2 separate regions of the Mus musculus genome follow, and region 2 is linked to region 1. A link is a loop called in an ENCODE intact Hi-C map of the cell type or tissue named here. Cell type or tissue: heart. All regions are shown on one strand. Each heading gives the region's core, and the rest is flanking DNA. Links, peaks and the distances in the headings are about the cores only.

Region 1 (10,094 bases), core at 1,281-9,280:
TTTAGAAGAAAGCATTCCTGTCCCTTGGAAACTCACAGCCATGGGCTTTGGAATTCTTGAGGCTACCAACTAGTCAAATCCCACAACATAATTGTTTTTCTGGAGTGCATTGAGACAGCTATAAGAAAACCTAGGTTTTTAGTTAACTCACGCAGTCCATTGCTACAAGCCTGGACTTGGACAAACCTAAGAAAAGCTGTCAAACAGAGGCTCGTGCAATTTACATGCAATGGTTATATGCATATTGCCACTAACACATTCACGTGGGATTGCAACTGACGGACCAATCTTCATTCCTTACACGGGAGTAACAACGGAAACCATGATGGCCGGTTTGGGGCTGTGCTGACACGGCCTCTTCCTCCTCCCCTTCAAGGTGCTAGTCAGGGCATCAAACAGAGGACTAAATAGAGGACAGCTCCTCTCGGGGCTGCTAATAGTTCAGTGCTGAAGTGTCCTGAAATGTAGATGGAAGACGCATGTGTACAAATCTTTCCAGCAGAACTGCTTAGGCAGGGAAGCTTGCCTGGGAAACCCGAGTTCCATCTTCACAAGCCTTGTAGAAGGTGGATGCAGAGAGCATCACAAGTCTGCCCCTGACCCCACACTCACCCCTGCACACAGCAACCTAAACACTTTTTAAATGGGGGCCTGGAAGAAGTCTTAGCAGTAAAGAGCACTCGTTGCTCTTCCAGAGGATGCAAGTTCGATTCCGGGAATGCACAGCACCCCATCTTTGTAACTCATTTCCAGGGGGATCTGATGCCCTCTTGTCATCTTTTGGGGCTTCAGGCACACACAGGATGCACAGGCATACATGCAGGTAGAACACTCACACATAACAATGTGGGGTGTGGGCTGACATGTATCTCAGTGGTTCAGCCTTTACTTATCAGGCATCTGGACCTCCACTTTGGTACCAATCCCACAGAAAGAAGAAGGGGGGGGGGGTGGAGCAAGGTACATATGCTAAGTAAGGATATGAAAAAACAAAAAACAAACAAAAAAAAAACAAAACCATATCCACCTCCCCCCTCTCTGGAAAAAAGTCTTTTAAAAGACGATTTGCTCATGATAAGAGAATTAAAAATAATCCCCTGCTACCCATCCTCTGAATCACAATAAATACTGAGTATGACAAAGAAGGGTCACACCGACTAAGGAGCTTATCTAAGGGCACGGACTCTTCTGAAGATCTTGGCACCTTCTGTGATCTGAAAGGTCGCAGTGATAAGGCAGTGTACAGCCGTGTATTACAAATACATAGCGTGTGGATTAAAAAAAATTCCCATAAAGTATTCTATTTATTTCACCCTTAATACAGAGAGGAGAGAGAGAGAGAGGGAGAGAGAGAGAGAGAGAGAGGGAGAGAGAGAGCGAGTGTGTGAGCAAACAGTGCATTCATTTGAAAGGTGAAGTCACTACTGAAGGTCAAACAGCCAAGCCAGGACAGGAACCTGGATCTTCTACCCATCTCCCTCCCCATCGGAACTCTTTCCAATGCATCCAAATTTTGAAAAATATTATTATTGGCTCTGACATTATTCAATGTACTTGTCAGACACACCAGGAAGAGGAGGAGGCAGAGAGGGAGGAAGGGGGTGGGGAGAGAGGAGAGCCTTTGGATTTTCTAAGTAGCCCAGCCTTGACCGTGCTTACTGTATACGCGCCTCTGTGCTTGTTGTGATGATAGCGGCTGCAGTTGCTTGTCCCTGTGTAAACTGTGGCTCCAGATCTAGCATATGACCTTAAGTGCCAGCCTGAGCCAGGCTGTCCGTCCTTCAGTTAGCACGGACTGATCCTTGGAGCAGCCATATGGCTTTAGGTGACAAGCTGTGTTGTCTATCCTGAGGATGAACCACTTAAGCTCTGATTAGGAGATCTTTTGATTAGTGATAGCTTGATTACAAGTAGCTGGAGGTTATTACCGGCCGCCAGGACAGTTTTGCTAGTGGAGTTTGATGCGTTTCCTAGGGTTTCTCTGGCCTGTCTCCCAGCAGTTGTCCGTCTGCTCACCTTCATTTTTAAGACTGGAAATGTCAGGTTCATGGCGTGTAACCATGAGTGGGCTGAATTGACTATTAATCACTGTACTATAGATATGTGACTTGATCTGGGACTTGATATGAGATTCTCAGCGATCTTCCCGGGGTGGGAAAGGTGGTGGGGGTGGGGAAGGCATAAGTAGTGTTATAATGTTTCCAGTGAGTGGAAATTAGCTGACTGTGGCAGTTCATGAAACCTCAGCACCTAGGAGTCCAAGACAGGAAGACTGCTGTGGGCTTGAGGCCAGCCTAGATCATAGGACAGAATGGGCTACACAATGAGACGCTGCTCATAAACGGGGTGTTTTGAGGTGCTTATATGGAAATATTGACTGGTCCGTGTGAGCTATAAGCATGAGTGGAGACTCCCAAGTTCTGAAATAGTCAACCATTCCTCACTTGTGCAAAAAAGATATTTTAATTAAATATGACATTTATGAATTCAAGTTAAATATTAACTAATGTCAAGTAATTATTAATGAACATGGAAGCTGCAAAAACGGTAAGATAGTTCCTGCTCTCCATAAACATATGACCTAGAAAAGGCAAAAATCACACAGAGATGAAAATGATTTAAGAGACGTCAAAAGGCAATCTATCATAGCCACAGTTACCATAGGTTAGTGGGAAATTATTTCCAGAAGCAACAGGCAGGGAAAGGAAGACGGAAGGAGGAAGGAGAAGCAAGACAAGAATATATCCCAGCTTTGGGAAGAGATTAGATCCGAAACCAGGCCGGAGTTTCCTACGATAGAGGCGTACAGAACTCTATGCAGTGAGCCGGTAAAGGCTGTCATCCCTGGATGGAGCTGGGCCTTTGCCTGTTAGGTAACTGCTGTACAGCTGAACTACACATTCAGCTCTCTGTGAGAGTGAAGGGGATAAGGAGAGGTAGTCACAGAGTGCACACCGAATACTGTCTCCCATAGGATGCAGGGAGCCAGATGGGAAAAGAGGCAGCGGGGGAGGGACTCGTGATTCTCAGGTGTGCCAATTAACACTGGGAAGGATTCCTACTGATGCACTTTGAGTGGCAGATAGAAAATGACCATATTGAACAGTTGGTCTGACGGAGTGTTAAGTGGTGGCTTTGCTGTGACGGGATGGATACATAGTTGCTATGAGATCTGACAGGAGTTAGAAGAGCGGGTTGTTACTACTCCTCAAGAGGCCCCTTGTGCTTTCTGCTCTGCACAGAGAGGCAAGTGTCTGGACTTGAACCTCTCAACCTTCAAAATTCTGAGCCAAAATAAAGCCCTTCTTACATTACCCAGGTTCAGGTATCCGGTCATAGCAACAGAAAACAGACTAAGTCAGTGGCTATGTTGAACTTCCTCTTAATCTCATATCCTTTTCTAAGAAGCAGAGAGAGAGAGAGAGAGAGAGATGGAGAGAGAGAGAGAGAGAGAGAGAGAGAGAGAGACCTCCATGCTAGCTGAGGCTACACTATTTTAAGTACGCCTGTCAGTACAGTTGAGGAAAGTCCCTAAGAGCATCTGGGATCCTCTCTATGAAGCCCTGCTAGAAAAGCCTCCTGGTTTTTGAATGCTTACTTGAATGTATTTATTCCACAGAAATGCAGAGAAACTTGATGTAACACCAAGTCATCAAGGGGAAAGGTCACAAAATCCAGAATGGTGGTCCTGCCGCCTGGTGTGTTCATACATATAAATAGCACAAGGTTACCAGCCTCGGCTCCTGACTCCAATCTCTACAGCTCAGTTCTGGCCTTATCATCCCAAGAAACCCCATGCCCTGGGGACACGAGGTCGATACACTGCACCCCAATAGCACCACTTAGCAGAAAGCCTCTTTCCACATTTCCCCACACCCCAGCACTCAGAGGCCCTTTCTTGGTCAGCTCACTTCAAAACATGGGCGTTTTTCAGATTGTCCCTTGAGTCCTTTCAGCCATCCCCTAAAAGCCACAGGAAGGAGAGACCCTGGCTTGAAGAGGCTGGGGTGACTATGGGTGCCAACTCCTTCTGCCCTCGGTGTAGTTCCTGTTCCCTGATTCTCAAAACTCCCCAACTTGGCAGAACTTGGTAAGTCCAGGGCAGGGGTGAATAAACAGATCACTCCCCCGTGGTAACACTCTCAGTGGTCAAGCCTGATCCTAGGGCACATCCACGGGTTTGACTTTATGAAGAGTACGGCTGTGGATGGACAGCTGTGAGCCTGTGTCTTTTGGCAAGGTGAGAGTACCAGCTTGGCCACATGTTGATGTTCCTCCCAGATGCTAATCTTTTTATTCCAATGCAAGAAGGACTCGGGAGCATTACATAACATTATATAACACTACCGTGCACCCTTCCCTTCTGAGACAATTGGGAACTGTTCGCTTCTCAAGAACTTAATTACAGATTTCCTTTTTACGGCCTGAGGTAGAGGCATTCCCAGGGGTAGATCAGAGGACCTCAGCCCGAGGTCCCATCCTCTGTTCGCATCAGGAATGAAGCCAAAGACTCTAGTTTCGGATTCTCTCGACAATGTGAAGCGAGGAAATGTGGTATGACTTTAAATGCTTTCAGATTTAATCGCCTTGAGTATGTATATATTTTCTTCCCTCATCTTCCCAAAGCTAATCCCACAGTTTTGAGAATCTAGCCACCCTCCCAAGAAATCTGAAATCCCAGTTCATGACGTCAACCCAAAAGGGATAGCACCTTGTGTTGGCTCAGCTCAGATTGCAAAATCCCATGGGTAACGGAGCACAGATGCGGATGTTAAGGTGTTGGTACTGGAGTCAAAAAGTCTGAAGCGTCATTCTCCGTGTTCTTTCCACGAGGGGCGTGGGGGTGGGGCGACGTCATTTACCCTGGACTGAATGTTGCCCTAAACTTCTCCTTTATATTCAGAACTCTTTCATCCTTTTCTTTAGCTGGGACTGGGGCCTGTGTGTGTATCCGACTGGTCCTCGGTGTTGGCAGTTACATCCACAAACCTTCCCTTCCTTTCCCCATCTACTGCACTTGAAGGAGAGAGCACAGCTCCGCGCGAGAACAGCGCCCAGAGAGCCTTTCTGACAGATGCGTACCCTGCTCCAGCAACCCGCCTGGCTGCAAAGTTTCCTCTAATCACTAACACCCACTTCCTATTCCCCCAAGCTGTCATGCTGGCCAGGTCCCCTCGCGATCAGGGAAGAGCCAGGCTGCCTGATGGCAGAACCCCAGTCTCACAGCTAAATTCCTCCAATCCCAGCAGATAGGCTGTCCAAGGCACTCCTGCGTCTCCGAGACGCCTGTAAGGTTCTCTTATAGCTACCAGGAACCGGGCACTAGAGGCGAGGGAACTACGGGGTGCCGAAGGGAAATAAGGGCGCTCTTGCGGGAGCGGCAAAAGGAGAGCTGGGTGCTAAGGTTAACGGAGACTACTGGTTGGCGGGGGGCACAGGAGGCGGCGGGGCGCCGCAGGGGGCGCCGCAGACTAGACTCTGGAAGAAGCCTGAGCAGGAAAGGGCGCGCTCGCTGCAGCCCGTGGGTGCTGGCTGCGTAGTCCGCCCGCAATCTTTGGAGCCTTTCAATCGCGGGTAGGAGGGGGTGCTGGGTGTTGGGGGTGGGGGCACCATTGTCGGGGGCGTGCCTTGGCGGCGATTGGCTGCGGGAGCCTGACGCGCGGCCCCGGGGGCTGGCTGGGGGGGTGGCAGCGAAGGGGGGGGGGGAGGTGCTGGGTGTTGGAGCCGCCGGCCCCGCGCGCTCAGAAACATGCTGAGGTCCCGGCGGCTCTTCCAGCAGCGACAGCGGCTCCAGCAGCAGCGGCGGCGGCGGCGGCGGAGACAGCGCTCGGCTACGGAGGAGAAGGCGCCCGGCGTCCATGCCTCCGGCCCCGAGCCGCGGCTGCCCTGACCTGGCCGCGACCTCCCCGCGCGGGCCCCGCAGCCCCGGCTCCTGGGGTGCTCCCCAGGCGCGGCCCAGCCCCGCCACACCCCCCGCCCCCGGCCTCCGCAGCTCGGCATGGGCGCGGGGGCGCTCGCCCTGGGCGCCTCCGAACCCTGCAACCTGTCGTCCGCCGCGCCGCTGCCCGACGGTGCGGCCACCGCGGCGCGGCTGCTGGTGCTCGCGTCGCCTCCCGCCTCGCTGCTGCCTCCAGCCAGCGAGGGCTCAGCGCCGCTGTCGCAGCAGTGGACCGCGGGTATGGGCCTACTGCTGGCGCTCATCGTTCTGCTCATCGTGGTGGGTAACGTGCTGGTGATCGTGGCCATCGCCAAGACCCCGCGGCTGCAGACGCTCACCAACCTCTTCATCATGTCCCTGGCCAGCGCTGATCTGGTCATGGGATTGCTGGTGGTGCCTTTCGGGGCCACCATCGTGGTGTGGGGCCGCTGGGAGTACGGCTCCTTCTTCTGCGAGCTCTGGACTTCGGTAGATGTGCTGTGTGTGACGGCCAGCATTGAGACCCTGTGTGTCATCGCCCTGGACCGCTACCTCGCCATCACGTCGCCCTTTCGCTACCAGAGTTTGCTGACGCGCGCGCGAGCGCGGGCCCTCGTGTGCACAGTGTGGGCCATCTCGGCGTTGGTGTCCTTCCTGCCCATCCTCATGCACTGGTGGCGGGCCGAGAGCGACGAAGCGCGCCGCTGCTACAACGACCCCAAGTGCTGCGATTTCGTCACCAACAGGGCCTACGCCATCGCCTCGTCCGTCGTCTCCTTCTACGTGCCCCTGTGCATCATGGCCTTCGTGTACCTGCGGGTGTTCCGCGAGGCCCAAAAACAGGTAAAGAAGATCGACAGCTGCGAGCGCCGCTTCCTCGGCGGCCCAGCCCGGCCGCCCTCGCCTGAGCCCTCGCCGTCACCTGGGCCACCGCGCCCCGCAGACTCGCTGGCCAACGGGCGCTCCAGCAAGCGGCGGCCGTCGCGCCTCGTGGCTCTGCGCGAGCAGAAGGCGCTCAAGACACTGGGCATCATCATGGGTGTGTTCACGCTCTGCTGGCTGCCCTTCTTCCTGGCCAACGTGGTGAAGGCTTTCCACCGCGACCTGGTGCCGGATCGCCTCTTCGTCTTCTTCAACTGGCTGGGCTACGCCAACTCGGCCTTCAACCCCATCATCTACTGCCGCAGCCCCGACTTCCGCAAGGCTTTCCAGCGCCTGCTCTGCTGCGCGCGCCGGGCCGCCTGCAGACGCCGCGCAGCCCACGGGGACCGGCCGCGCGCCTCCGGCTGCCTGGCGAGAGCTGGGCCGCCGCCGTCCCCCGGAGCTCCCTCGGACGACGACGACGACGACGCCGGGACCACCCCACCGGCGCGCCTGCTGGAGCCCTGGACCGGCTGCAACGGCGGGACAACCACTGTGGACAGCGATTCGAGCCTGGACGAGCCGGGGCGCCAGGGCTTCTCCTCGGAGTCCAAGGTGTAGAGAGCCAGGCTCTCTGGGCGCACGGACGCCGCTCCCCATAGTCCCGGGCTGGACACGGGCTCTGCATCCCTAGAGGAAGAGAGCCCGCCTGGGCGCCCCTGAGCCGCTCCCCAGGGGAGAGAGGAGATCTCTGTTTACTCAAGACCGAAAGCAGGTGAATGCAAAGCCCACAGATCTATCGAATCATCCGAGACGTACAGAAAAGCCCCGGACCGAGCGTTTGCGCAAAAAGGAAAGTTTAGGAGGAGTTGGGAGAGTGTGGCTTAGTATGGCTTACTGGCTTGTCTTGAGTTCCTTTCTCTCTGAGGTTCGGCCTTTCGTGTGTTTAATGCACCTTCAGGCATTCCCCCCCCCCCCCGCCCCTAGGTGGGTTTTGACACTTTCTGCAAGGACCCGAGTGGAAACTAGGCGGGGAGGGGAGGGGGCAGGATGGAGTCTATCACCTGGCTTTCCGGTTCCACACCTAGGAACCTAAGTATTCAGCTCAGGTTTGGTGTGGGGGCGGGGCCGGTGATAATTAGCCAGGAAGTGTTTCCCTTTGCTTTCTAAAGAAATTGCATACTAATTCCGGAGTACTGGTGTCTCCTGTTCTTAAAGCAAAGGGAAAAGAAGGATGCGAAACAGACAAATCTGGTTTCGAGAAACTATGTGTGGAGCACGGTTCACCTTGCTTTCTCCTAGAGGGCAAACCTTGTGCCCTGCGCGCCTCGGTGGTCCTGCTGTGGGTCCTCTACCTCACTCTGTGCATATTGCACAGCAAGATAGAAAGACTTGTTTATATTAAACAGCTTATTTATGTATCAATACTAGTTGGAAGGACCAGGCGCTGAGTCTCTCTCTGTGACATGTGACTCTGTCAACTAAAGATAGGACAGAACAAAAAGGAAACAGTTGAGATTATTGCACATGTGGCTAAAAACAAAGACGGCAAAAAAAAAAAAAAAAGGCAGTGGTTGGAAGGCCATTTTGCACAGTGTTAGGCATTGTAAAATTCATAGAAGTTGTTAACTTGCACAAAAAAAATTAAATATTTTTACTGGGATGGGGAGGTGGGCAGATCTTTAAAAAGCTAAAATAAAATTCAAACTCAGTTTCTCTTGTCTATTATGTTATTGAGTTGATGGTTTATTGGGAAGTTACTTTTTATACTCTTATCATGGTACTGTAACTGTATCCATATTATAAATATTATTCTCTTACGTATTTTTATTATTATTTTTTAATGTCCAAGTGCCCCCGTGAATCTGCTGGTAAAATTTAGCACTCGTGTGTATATTCTATCTCTTCTTGTGTGTGTGACCAAGTATTTATACTCTGGTGCAACTAACTACCGTGTGGGAATTGGTCCATGTGCAATAAAGACAGCAGTGCAGCTCAATCGAGGTTCCGTGCCGTGTGTCTGTAAGGGGGTCCGCGATGACAAGAGAGACTTGAGTGTTTGCTTCAAAATACAGACTGGCTGCCTTTTTAATATCTCTTCATGACTCAATCACAGAGCAAAGTGCCTCTAGACCAAATAAGGTGTTCACCAACCGAGAGCCACAGATTTGCCCTAAATTTTCACAGCCGGATTCAAGGTATTCCAGACAACTCAGGCACCCTCAAGAGCCCATCTGCTACACTTGATGGAAGAAGGGACCGTGTATCTTCTGCAAAGGAGAGCCAGAGAGAGTGCTGCTGGAGACGGGTAACTCAGCAGCAACATCTCACAGAAACACAAGCAGGAAGGAATGATCCACTGGATGATGTCGCCCACTTGAAATAACGGTGAGTGGCTTCCATGGCTTATGTTTGTGTCCCCATTGAAAACCACAGTGGGTTCACAGTTCTCCAGAGCCTGCTTAGAATGGGAAAAAAAAAAAGCCATGTTCATGCTTAAGCAAAGATGTATAAAAGGACTCCTGAAGCAAATGTTATCTCTCTCACACAAGTACCTAGATCCTTTTCAGCAGATGTTCTAGGTGGGCAGGAAAGGCAAACTGAACCTCCTAACTTTCATTTAACTTCCTAACAGAATTATAACACCCAAATGGATAGAGGTTTTTTTTTTTTTTCATTAAAAATTAGTTCCCGAGAAGTGTAGAGTAAAATTCCATCCTGAGATTCATTGTACATTCACCCAGTCTGTTTATCCAATATGTTTAAACAAGCTTTTCATTTCATGACTGAACCGTACGTAGTGTCACCAAAATGAAAAGTATATGGTTTTGGCTCAGGGTCCCCTCTAAGATGGACAGACAAGACGGACAGGCAGCTTCTTCCAGGAAAAGGTAGGACTCCTTTCTCCAAAGGCATGTCTGCAAGCTCAGGGCCCTTTGAGAACAGTGCTGGCCTTTAGATCCCTGTGGAAGAAAGGCTGGCTGAACAGCAGCCATGTCAACAAAGGCTCCCCACAGGTTTACCCCATGTTTCCAGAAAAAGAAAGTAGGAACTGAAGAAGGAAAGAAAGGGGAAGGGGAGGGGCAGGGAGGAAAGGGTGATGGTAAATGGTAATCCTTAAACTTAGTTTGAAAGCGTAAATCCATCTCAGGATAAAATAGTACTGTAAGTCCCCTAGGAACTGAAGTTCATTTTAGTATCACCCCCCCCCTCCCCAAAGTATGCATGTGCTTTTGGTTGGAGGGTTTTTCATTCATAATGTGAAGAGTCGGTCTCATCTGAAGAACCCTGAAGCACCTGGCTAATGCCTTGCTGC
Region 2 (10,094 bases), core at 774-8,773, 91 kb before region 1:
AAAAAAAAAAATTTGCTGTTCTTGAGTCCGGTTAGTTCTGCCCACATGTGGAAGTGGCATCCACTGGAGAACAGGCAACCTAGCAGCATCCAAAACCCCCAAAAGACAATGACTCTCCCTCCTTCAGCAACCATCCACCATCAAGAGATCCTTCATGATGAGTGGGTCTCAGGGGCCTCCTCCCACATCCATTCTGGATTTTGATTGGCTTAACCTTATGCAGGTCTTGTTAGCACACAACGTTTTGAAGAGGGGAGGATGGGTTAATCTTTGCATTCTAAGACTGTGTTGCTCAAGAATGTGATTCTAGATACAATGTAAGACAATAATCTCCACGACTAACCTAGATCATTCCCCGCCAGTCTGTGCTCTGGAGACATCTGACCTCTATATCAGCATCATTGGAGATGAAATAGAAGGAGATGAATCAATGTGGTGTCCTATGAGACTTCTTGTAGACTGGGACATTTTGTACACTATCTTATCTTTTTTATAGTCATAAAAATCTCCTCCCATGTCGCACTGTGTATGTGAATAGTAGCCACAGGAAAGGGATGTCTCCTATAGGGACTGCTGGAGAGAACCAGTTCCTCGGCGCATCACTGTCTTAGTCAGGGTTTCTATTCCTGCACAAACATCATGACCAAGAAGCAAGTGGGGGAGGAAAGGGTTTATTCAGCTTACACTTCCATACTGCTGTTCATCACCAAGGAAGTCAGGACTGGAACTCAAACAAGTCAGGAAGCAGGAACTGATGCAGAGGCCGCGGAGGGATGTTCTTTACTGGCTTGCTTCCCCTGGCTTGCTCAACCTGCTCTCTTATAAACCCAAGACTACCAGCCCAGAGATGGTCCCACCCACAAGGGGCCTTTCCCCCTTGATCACTAGTCGAGAAAATGCCTTACAGTTGGATCTCATGGAGGCATTTCCTCAACTGAAGCTCCTTTCTCTGTGATAACTCCAGCTGTGTCAAGTTGACACAAAACCAGCCAGTACAATCACCCAAGGATGGTTAAGTTCCATGGCTACGTAGCCATTCTGTGCACCACAAATCCAGACCACTGTTCTATAGACCATACTGACAGCTTTCTTTCTTTCATTAGGAACACTCACACAAATAAACACTCACACAAATGCTTTAGATGCTAAAACGTCCCCCTTTGTCATCCCCAAATACACATGTCATTCTGGAGCTGGGCATTAGAAAGGTTGCCATTGTCACGGCTGAGCACAAGAAACCACCTCCTTTTTCATTTTGTCCCCTATTTGTAAAGGAGAGCCACAGGTGTTTGAGATAGGGCCAGACCCTGTCATCAGCCTGGCTTCCTGTGAGCACCCAGTGGTCAAAGCTGCCTTGTTTCTCTCCAGTGTTTATAAAGTGAGACTCATCTGGTTGCAGGGAGTTGACCCGTGCTAGTAGGATTTGGAACTCAGAGCATTCCTTAATAAGGCTTTGATGGTCTTGAGAGATTGTAATTAAAATTCTAGTTGTCTCCCTTGGGGCTTTCAGCCCTATTTGAACTGTGTCTATGCAGCTAGAAACAGGAACACAAAAAACTTAATATGGTTTTACTGTAGGCTCCAGATAGAGGTGAACCACACTTTGTCAATGGTACCAAAGTCCATACCATCTGCCAGCCTGGAGACCCCAAGTGGCTGCCAAAGGCCACCAGCCTTCTGTTGACTTAGGCTCTGGAAGAGACCAATTTGGATTTTGCAAGTGCACTTCAGGCCACCCCCTGAGCCTGAAAACATTAATCAGAATGGATTTGAAGTCCAAATTAACATCAGATGACTTTAGCAATATCACTTTACGTCATAAGATCACTCATTCGTAGATCTGGAAAAGACTTAGTCCAACTACAAAGATCCAGTCCTTCTACAAATGCGGAAACCAGGCAGGCCATGAGCCCATGAGGGTCATGGAAGGACACACTGCTGGTTGGTAACAGACACAGGGACGGAACTCAGTCCCATCCTCTCCACTACAGCCTGCCAGAGTTTCCAGAGTTCTCAAACATGGACAGACCGTGCTGGCGGCCCACCAGCTTCAATCAATATTTGCTATCACAAAATTCCAGCAAAACCTAGAGACCATGGGATCAGTCTTCGTGTGATTTCACCTGTGTGACTGGAAAAGGATGCATTTCTCTACACGAGGGAGGCGGTCTGTTGACTCAGGCCAGCTGCGTGGAAGCCTGTTTTGTACTCTCCTAGACTTCCACTCCATAAACATCCCTCCAGTTTCTTCCATTTCGTCACCCGGAGAAAGGAGCCACAGGACAAACACTGCTGGTCCCCTGAGGCACACTGACTTGGGGTACCAGACTTAGACTAAGGGCTCTTTGGCATTTAGTTCTGGGGGCTTCAGTTAACGCAACCATTGAGCCCAGAGCTAGTAAAGCTGACTTTTATCTGGCGAGTGGCTGTCTACCTCCTCCAGAGAGAGGTACGCTCCTATCATGGCCTGCAGAGGCTGGGAGGGATTTAAGGGGCTCCTGTGCTGGGTTCCTACTGGAGGTAGTACGGACCATGGACCTCTTTGCGATTTGCCCGTTTTGAGGGGTGGCCACCACGGTATTTGCTGAAGGCTGTCCTGGGTTCTGCCTCTTATTCTTACTCATTCCCCTCTCCATCTTTGTCTAGAACAGATTTCCTGATGCCCCAGCCTGTCCTGTCCCTCCTTTTATGACTTATGAGTCTTTGGCTAGGCATCCCCATACCCCTGTACCAGCTTGGGCCAGAGTGAAGGGACACATGGTTCTAATTTTGAATGGCTGTGTGTATGCAGATCCCCCAGCTAATGTCCCAGTGGGATAGGGGGGACACTAGACAGAACACCTCTATCTATAGCTCCCCTCATAGTCTCAGCTAGATCTCCTGTGCTCCCAGACTTCCCCTTCAGCCTGGCTCTGGAACAAGGCTACCCTGTCTTGCCCAAATACAGAGGCTTAGCTAGATTTAAGCTTTGTGGCTGCTACACGCTCACAAACACAGCAACACGTGCATGGTTGTCCAGGCTGTTGGTGTGAGAGACACATGGGACAGACTAACAAACTTCATCCTTATGAAAAAAAAAAAAGAGGCTGCTGGGACTCAAAAGTAAATGTGATCATCTACTTATATATTTAAAGCAACTTTGAATGGGAATTGAAATGTACCGACTCATTCCAGAAAGATAAAATTTTGAAAATCTTTACACGTTGATGGGTCATCCTGACACCACTTATAATGCCACCAAAATTTGGAAGCTCGTTGGCCAGAGCAAGACAGACTTCTGAGGACCTTTTTTTTTTCCCTTGAAGCACGAGTGTGTTTCTTGTTAAAAGCTCTAAATCTGGTAGCACAATGAATAGCCTCCGTTTCTATTTAAGTTTTGTTGATCAAAAAAAAAAAAAAAACCCAAAAAACTGTGGGTTCCTGGTTTGTCCCCTTGACAATTTTCAAGAGCACGTGCCTTTGTTATCCAGCACTCTGCTGAACCTCACCCAGCCTTCATCCCATGCCCGGAACTCAGGCTCTCTCCTGGAGCCCTGAGAAAGGTCACCCAGGGAGTGCAGTGGGAATAAGCTGACGAACCCTGGCTGGACAGGGGCAGACTGAGCAGGACCAGAACACTCAGGCCCCCAGAGGCCCTGCAAGATGAAAGCGCTCTCTCTCTGCTGACTTTGTGGCAGGATCCACGCACAGAGTTGGGATGTGGTTGGATTCATGTGCAATGATACCCAACGTGACTGTCCCCACAAGGAACTGTTGGAGAAGCAGGGCAGCAAGAGAGAGAAGTGGAAAGAAGCAGGCAGAGGTGTGACCCTGGAACACAATTATACTTCATGGTGTTTCAATGGCCCCTGTCTTGAGGAATCTCACATGAGGACCAGGTAGAGGCCCTATTAGTGGTAATGTTTCTGGGAAACAGACTTCAGAATAGGCTGTTGGTGTTTTATTTTGTTTTGATTTGCAGTGTAGTGTGTGTGTGTGTGTGTGTGTGTGTGTGTGTGTGTGTGTGAGACAGAAAGAGAGAGAGAGAGAATTTATGCACATACTTTGGTGGTCAGAGGACAGCTTTGGGTGTGACTTCTCCTGCCCACAGTTCCCCACTCACTTCCAAGGAACTCTCTGTGAGCAAACAGCATTCCTTCTCCAGCCTCTGGGCAGGTCTTAGCGGGTGCCTCCACTACCCAGGCCCTCTGACCTCCTTAGAAAGTTATTATGCAGCCGTGTAGGTTATACCTCAATAAGACTACATTTTTTTCCAGGTGTCTCTTTTTGTAAAGACCTAATATTTAGAACTGGATTCCTACCAGATGGCACATTCATTTAGTGTATCTCCCATCATGCTTGACACGACAGGACTCAACATTTCTGGTCCTCAAGACCTGGGCATAATGGCACTAGAATGACAGAGGCAGGAGGATGACCATTTGGAACTAGCCTGAAATATATAGAGAGACTGTCTTAGGGTGTTCATTGCAGCGATGAAGCACTGCAGCCAAAAGCAGGCTAAGAAGGAAACGGTTTATTTGGCTTCTATTTCCACACTGAAGTCCATCATTGAAGGAAGTCAAGACTGGAACTCAAACAGGTCAGGAACCTGGGGGCAGGAGATGAAGCAGAGGCCGTGGAGGGATGCTGCTTACTGGCTTGTTCCTCATGGTTTGCTCAGCCTGCTTTCTCATAGAACCCAGGACCACCAACCCAGGGACGATGAGACCCACAGTGGGCTGGGCCCTTCCCCATCAATCACTAATTAAGAAAATGCCTTAAAGCTGGATCTTATGGAGGCATTTTCTTTAACTGAGGTTTGCTCCTCTCAGATGCCTTTAGCTTGTGTCAAGTTGATGTACAAACCAAGCAGTGCCTCTTCAGTGGCCTTGGATACGATCCAATGCACAACCCTCTCTCAGAAACCTCCACTTGCAACACCCACCAACAGACAGCGACATCTCAACAGCAAAGCAAGCACACAGGCACGACGCAAGTTTGGAGAACTGGAGGCCAGCTGCCAGGCAGAGACACAGTCTGTTCCCAGCTTGTCTTTCAATCTCACTGTGCAGCTTGGGGCACAACTCTCTGACTTTGGCACCTTCCTCCTCTTGGACAGGGAGGTCACTAGGCCTCTTCTAGTTTCCTTGGTCCTTCTAGGCCTCAACCCTTAGAAAAACGCAAGAAGGACTGAGTGTCTGCGTTCCTGGGCTTCCTTGATCTAAAATGCAGCCCTGGCAGCCGGAGGAAACCAGGAGCAGACCTCTGCAAGAAAGGGCGAGCAAGCTCCCTTGGACTGGAGCTGACCCCGAGCGTGAGGAACACTTGCTGAACCCTTTGAAGCTGGGGCTGTCCTTCGGGTGGGGCAGGAGTCCGGCTGGGAAGGATTTTTCTTATTGGCAAGCATTTCCTTTTCTCTGGCATCCCTTTTCCCCAGGAATTCCCTTTAGCTAAAAGAGAAAGCAAACAAAAGCCACCCTCTCCACAGACAGGAGCCTTTTCTCTGACTGCGAGGTCCTGATAAGAGAACCCGTCTGCCAATGGCTGCATCCTGTTCCAGAACCCTGTAGCTGCCTCTGCCAGGCAAAGCCTCTTTGGCCCGTGATTAATGGGCAGCCGCGGGTGGGGTGCAGTGTGCTGGACAGCCTTCAGGTAGTGGCTACAAGGTCAATGGTAGGTGAAGTTCTGGAATAGTACGAGAAGTCAAACCACCAGGCAAGTCTGTAAACTTGTCCAGCCGTGACTAGTTTATGTTTATGTCTCAGCCAATTACCCCCCCCCCCCCAAGCTTAGGCCTATCTCCCCCTCCCCCTTTTAGGCCTACCCCCATCCCTACACCCCCTGGTTAGTCACCAAAATTGTAACAGCTTCCAGATATGGCTAAGCTGTGGGACCATCTGAGGGAGTCCGAGGATAGCTATGAACTACTATTTAGAGGCCAGAGGCTGTCGTCAGGCCGCTTCCTCTGTCATTCTTCACCTACGTTTTGAGGCAGAGTCTCTCACTAAACATGAAGCTCATGAGTTTGGCTAGGCTGGCTAGCCGGCCATGAGCTCAGACAGTCCCCCTGTCTCCTCTCCCAGCACCGAGGTTACAGCGCTAGCCACCTCATCTAGGGATAGGAACTCAAGTTCCTGCTCTCGTTACCCACTGCTCCATCCCTTCAGCCACCCAGGGCATCCTCTCTATTCTAAGGGACATCTGCTTTGGCGGAGATCTAGCTGAGATAAGTTCTGCTATGGAGAATTCTCACATTCAACACAGAAGCCACTTGCCACATGTGGTTAGGTAGCATGCACCTGAATGTGGTCAACCCAAACTAAGACAGGAGAGAGATGCAAAATATGCCCTGCGCCTTAACGACTTAAAGTGACCCTCCTTCCCAGCAAGTAAAAGAACCCACTAATCATCTTTACACTGATACAGAAATATTAAATGTCAAGATGCCGTAGCATCTCCCTTATAAACCTTAGTTCAGACGTTATCAACACGGTGCCTGGAACCCATTGATCAGCAGCTGTGTTAGGTATAGCCCTGGTGGGAGCATTTAGGAAGGGCATATACTCCCATGTTTTGCCATAGCTTGATACTCAAGAGAGATTTTTTTCAGAGTAGAACTTGGGACACCAGCATCAATCCTCACTAGTAACTACAGGGCTTTGAGAAGCCTAGTTCCCTGGATTGGAGTTTTAGCATCCACAAAGTGGCTCAGAGTCCTTCCATCTTTTGTAGTGAACTTCAACAGTTCCCACATTCTGCATTACCTCTACCATGATACAAGCTTCCTGATTTGTATCATAATTAAAAAACAATAGGGTTAGCAGGATGCTGCCGTGGGTAAAGGTACTTGTCGTCGGGTCTGACATGTTGGAAGGAGAGAATCAATTCTTGCAGGCTGTCCTCTGACCTCCACATGCACACCATGGCACACAAATACATAAATACGGGCAATTAAAATAAAAAGAAACAATAAAAAGTTGAGGGTTTTTGTAATAAATTGTCCAAAAACTGTAAAGGAGTTTTCTGGCTGACGAACCCTTTCCTTCTCTCAATTTTGGCACTATGATATCTAAGGAGCAAAGGTCCCTCACATATACTGAATTATCTTATAGTAAAAGTTGCATCTGGTCCATGAACTCCAGCATAGCTACTTGACAGTGTCTCTCAGGAACTGAAAAGATGCTGGGTGTGGTGGCCTGTGCCCTTAGTTCCAGCACACAGGAGGCACAGGTGGGTCTGAGGCCACACGTGTTTATTCCTTACAGGCTAGGGGCTTAAAGTCCAAAGTGCGGGCAGGTGAGAACGGGCAGGTATGGTTCCTACCAAATGCTTTCTCATTTGCTCGGAACCCCTTCTTGCTGCGAGTTTCCATGTCCTCTTTGTATTTGCTGCCTGTGTTTGGCTTTGTTTGTTTTAAATGATTTTATATATACATATATGATATGATGTGATCATATATTCACAACTGTCCCCCCACTTACTCTCCCCTCTCTCTACCACTCCTACTAGGCTCCCCTTCTTTTTCTCAACTAAATCTCTGTCTATTTTTATTTTATTGTATTGTATGGTATTGTATGATATTGTATTGTGTGTGCACATGTATGCATGTATGTGTGTGTGTGTGTGTGCCTATGCCTGCATATGTGTTTACATGTGTGTGTGTTTGCAGGTCTTGTGCAGGTAGCCAAAACTGCTGTGTATTCCCGATTACAGCCTTCCCACAGCCCGAAGCCGCTGCTTCACTTCTCCCCCTCCAATTTTACCAGCTTTCTCTCCCTCTTCTACAATGTTCCCTGAGCCATGGAGGCAAGATATAGATGTCCTGCTTAGGGCTGAGCATCCAGCAGCTACATTGCATCTCTTCTTCTTCTTCTTCTTCTTCTTCTTCTTCTTCTTCTTCTTCTTCTCCTTCTCCTCCTTCTCCTCCTTCTCCTCCTTCTCCTCCTTCTCCTCCTTCTCCTCCTTCTCCTCCTTCTCCTCCTTCTCCTCCTTCTCCTCCTTCTCCTCCTTCTCCTCCTTCTCCTCCTTCTCCTCCTTCTCCTCCTTCTCCTCCTTCTCCTCCTTCCTTCTCCTCCTTCTCCTCCTTCTTTTCTTCTTCTTCTTCTTCTTCTTCTTCTTCTTCTTCTTCTTCTTCTTCTTCTTCTTCTTCTTCTTCTTCTTCTTCTAAATATATATATTTTTTAAAGATTTATTTATTATTATATGTAAGTACACTGTAGCTGTCTTCAGACACACCAGAAGAGGGAGTCAGATCTTGTTACGGATGGTTGTGAGCCACCATGTGGTTGCTGGGATTTGAACTCTGGACCTTCGGAAGAGCAGTCGGGTGCTCTTACCCACTGAGCCATCTCACCAGCCCCTAAATATATTTTTATTAGATATTTTCTTCATTTACATTTCAAATGCTATCCCCTTTCCTAGTTTCCTCTCCCCAAATCCTCTATCCCCTCTCCCTCCCCCTGCTCCCCAACCTACCCACTCCTGCTTCCTGGCATAGAATCTTTACAAGACCAAGGGTCTCTCTGCCCATTGATGGCTGACTAGGCCATTCTCTGTTACATATGCAGCTAGAGACATGAGTGCTACCATGTGTTTTCTTTGATTGCTGGTTTAGTCCCAGGGAGCTCTGGGGTTACTGATTAGTTCATATTGTTGCTCCTCTTATAGGGCTGCAGACACCTTCAGCTCCTTGGGTACTTTCTCTAGCTCCTTCATTGGGGACCCTGTACTCCATCCAATAGATGACTATGAGCATCCACTTCTGTATTTGCCAGGCACTAGCATAGCCTCACAGGAGACAGCTATATCAGAGTCCTATCAACAAAAATCTTGTTGACATCTGCAATAGTGTCTACTAAACCCAGCAAAACTCTCAATTACTGTAGATGAAGAAACCAAGGTATTTCATGACAAAACCAAATTTACACAATATCTCTCCACAAATCCTTCAAAGGATAATAAAGGGAAAACTCCAACACAAAGAGGGAAACTAAGCTCTAGAAAAAGCAAGAAAGTAATCTTTCAACAAACCTAAAGAAGACAGCCACATGAACAGAATTCCAACTCTAACAACAAAAGTAACAGGAAGCAACAACGACTTTTCCTTAATATCTCTTAATATCAATGGATTCAATTCCCCAATAAAAAGACATAGACTAACAGACTGGTTATGTAACAGGACCCAACATTTTGCTGCATACAGGAAACCCACCTCAGGGATAAAGACAGATACTACCTCAGAGTAAAAGTCTGGAAAACAATTTTCCAAGCAAATGGTCCCAAGAAACATGTTGGTGTAGCCATTCTAATATCAAATAAAATCGACTTTCAACCTAAAGTTATCAAAAAAGATAAGGAGGGACACTTCTTACTCATTAAAGGTAAAATTTACCAAGATAAACTCTCAATTCTGAACATCTATGCTCCAAATGCAAGGGCATCCACATTCATTAAAGAAACTTTGCTAAAACTCAAAGCACACATTGCACCTCACACAATAATAGTGGAAGACTTCAACATCCCACTCTCATCAATGGACAGATCCTGGAAACAGAAACTAAACAGAGGCACAGTGAAACTAACAGAACTTATGAAACAAATGGATTTAACAGATATCTATAGAACATTTCATCCTAAAACAAAAGGATATACCTTCTCAGCATCTCATGGTACCTTCTCCAAAACTGACCATATAATCGGTCACCAAACAGACCTCAACAGATACAAAAATATTGAAATAATCCCATGCAGCCTATCAGATCACCACGGACTAAGGCTGATCTTCAATAACAACATAAATAATAGAAATCCAACATACAGGTGGAAGTTGAACAACACTCTACTCAGTGATAACTTGATCAAGGAAGAAATAAAGAAACTAAAGACTTTTTAGAGTTTAATGAAAATGAAGCCACAACATACCCAAACTTATGGGACACCATGAAAGCAGCCCTAAGAGGAAAACTCATAGCGCTGAGTGTCGCATCTCTTCTTATGAGGACCTCTGCAGGTGACATTAGAGTCACCCTGAAGATCCTCACTTTAATTCAGGTACTTCTTTAAAAGTTCGTTCTCAAATGCAGCCACGTGGTGATCTACCAGGAGTTAAAGCA

What was found. Hi-C counts contacts between places; a loop is a spot of excess contacts. Peaks named below come from ENCODE experiments on the same cell type or tissue, not always from the same donor. Only the 100,000 strongest peaks of a DNase experiment are listed, where the experiment ranks them.
Region 2: it touches region 1 in a loop (2.4-fold over the local background); 3 of 42 quality-filtered maps call a loop at or near these places.

The regions. Positions count from the first base shown.
Region 1 is chr19:56,716,374-56,726,467 of GRCm38, forward strand. It overlaps Adrb1 (adrenergic receptor, beta 1), which reads left to right and starts at 5,744. Exons shown (of 1, transcript NM_007419.3): 1 at 5,744-8,777. The coding sequence starts at 5,999. The coding sequence ends at 7,399. In heart, for the core only: a CTCF peak has its summit at 5,471; DNase peaks (open chromatin) are centred at 5,508, 6,638, 6,648, 7,238 and 1 weaker place; H3K4me3 peaks cover 3,667 bases; H3K27ac peaks cover 3,435 bases; H3K27me3 peaks cover 2,477 bases.
Region 2 is chr19:56,626,256-56,636,349 of GRCm38, forward strand. No RefSeq gene overlaps it. Among named protein-coding and RNA genes, the nearest start is that of Gm32441, 33 kb to the right of the region's middle. In heart, for the core only: no CTCF peak of the experiment used is centred there; DNase peaks (open chromatin) are centred at 3,606, 4,986 and 5,556; H3K27ac peaks cover 841 bases.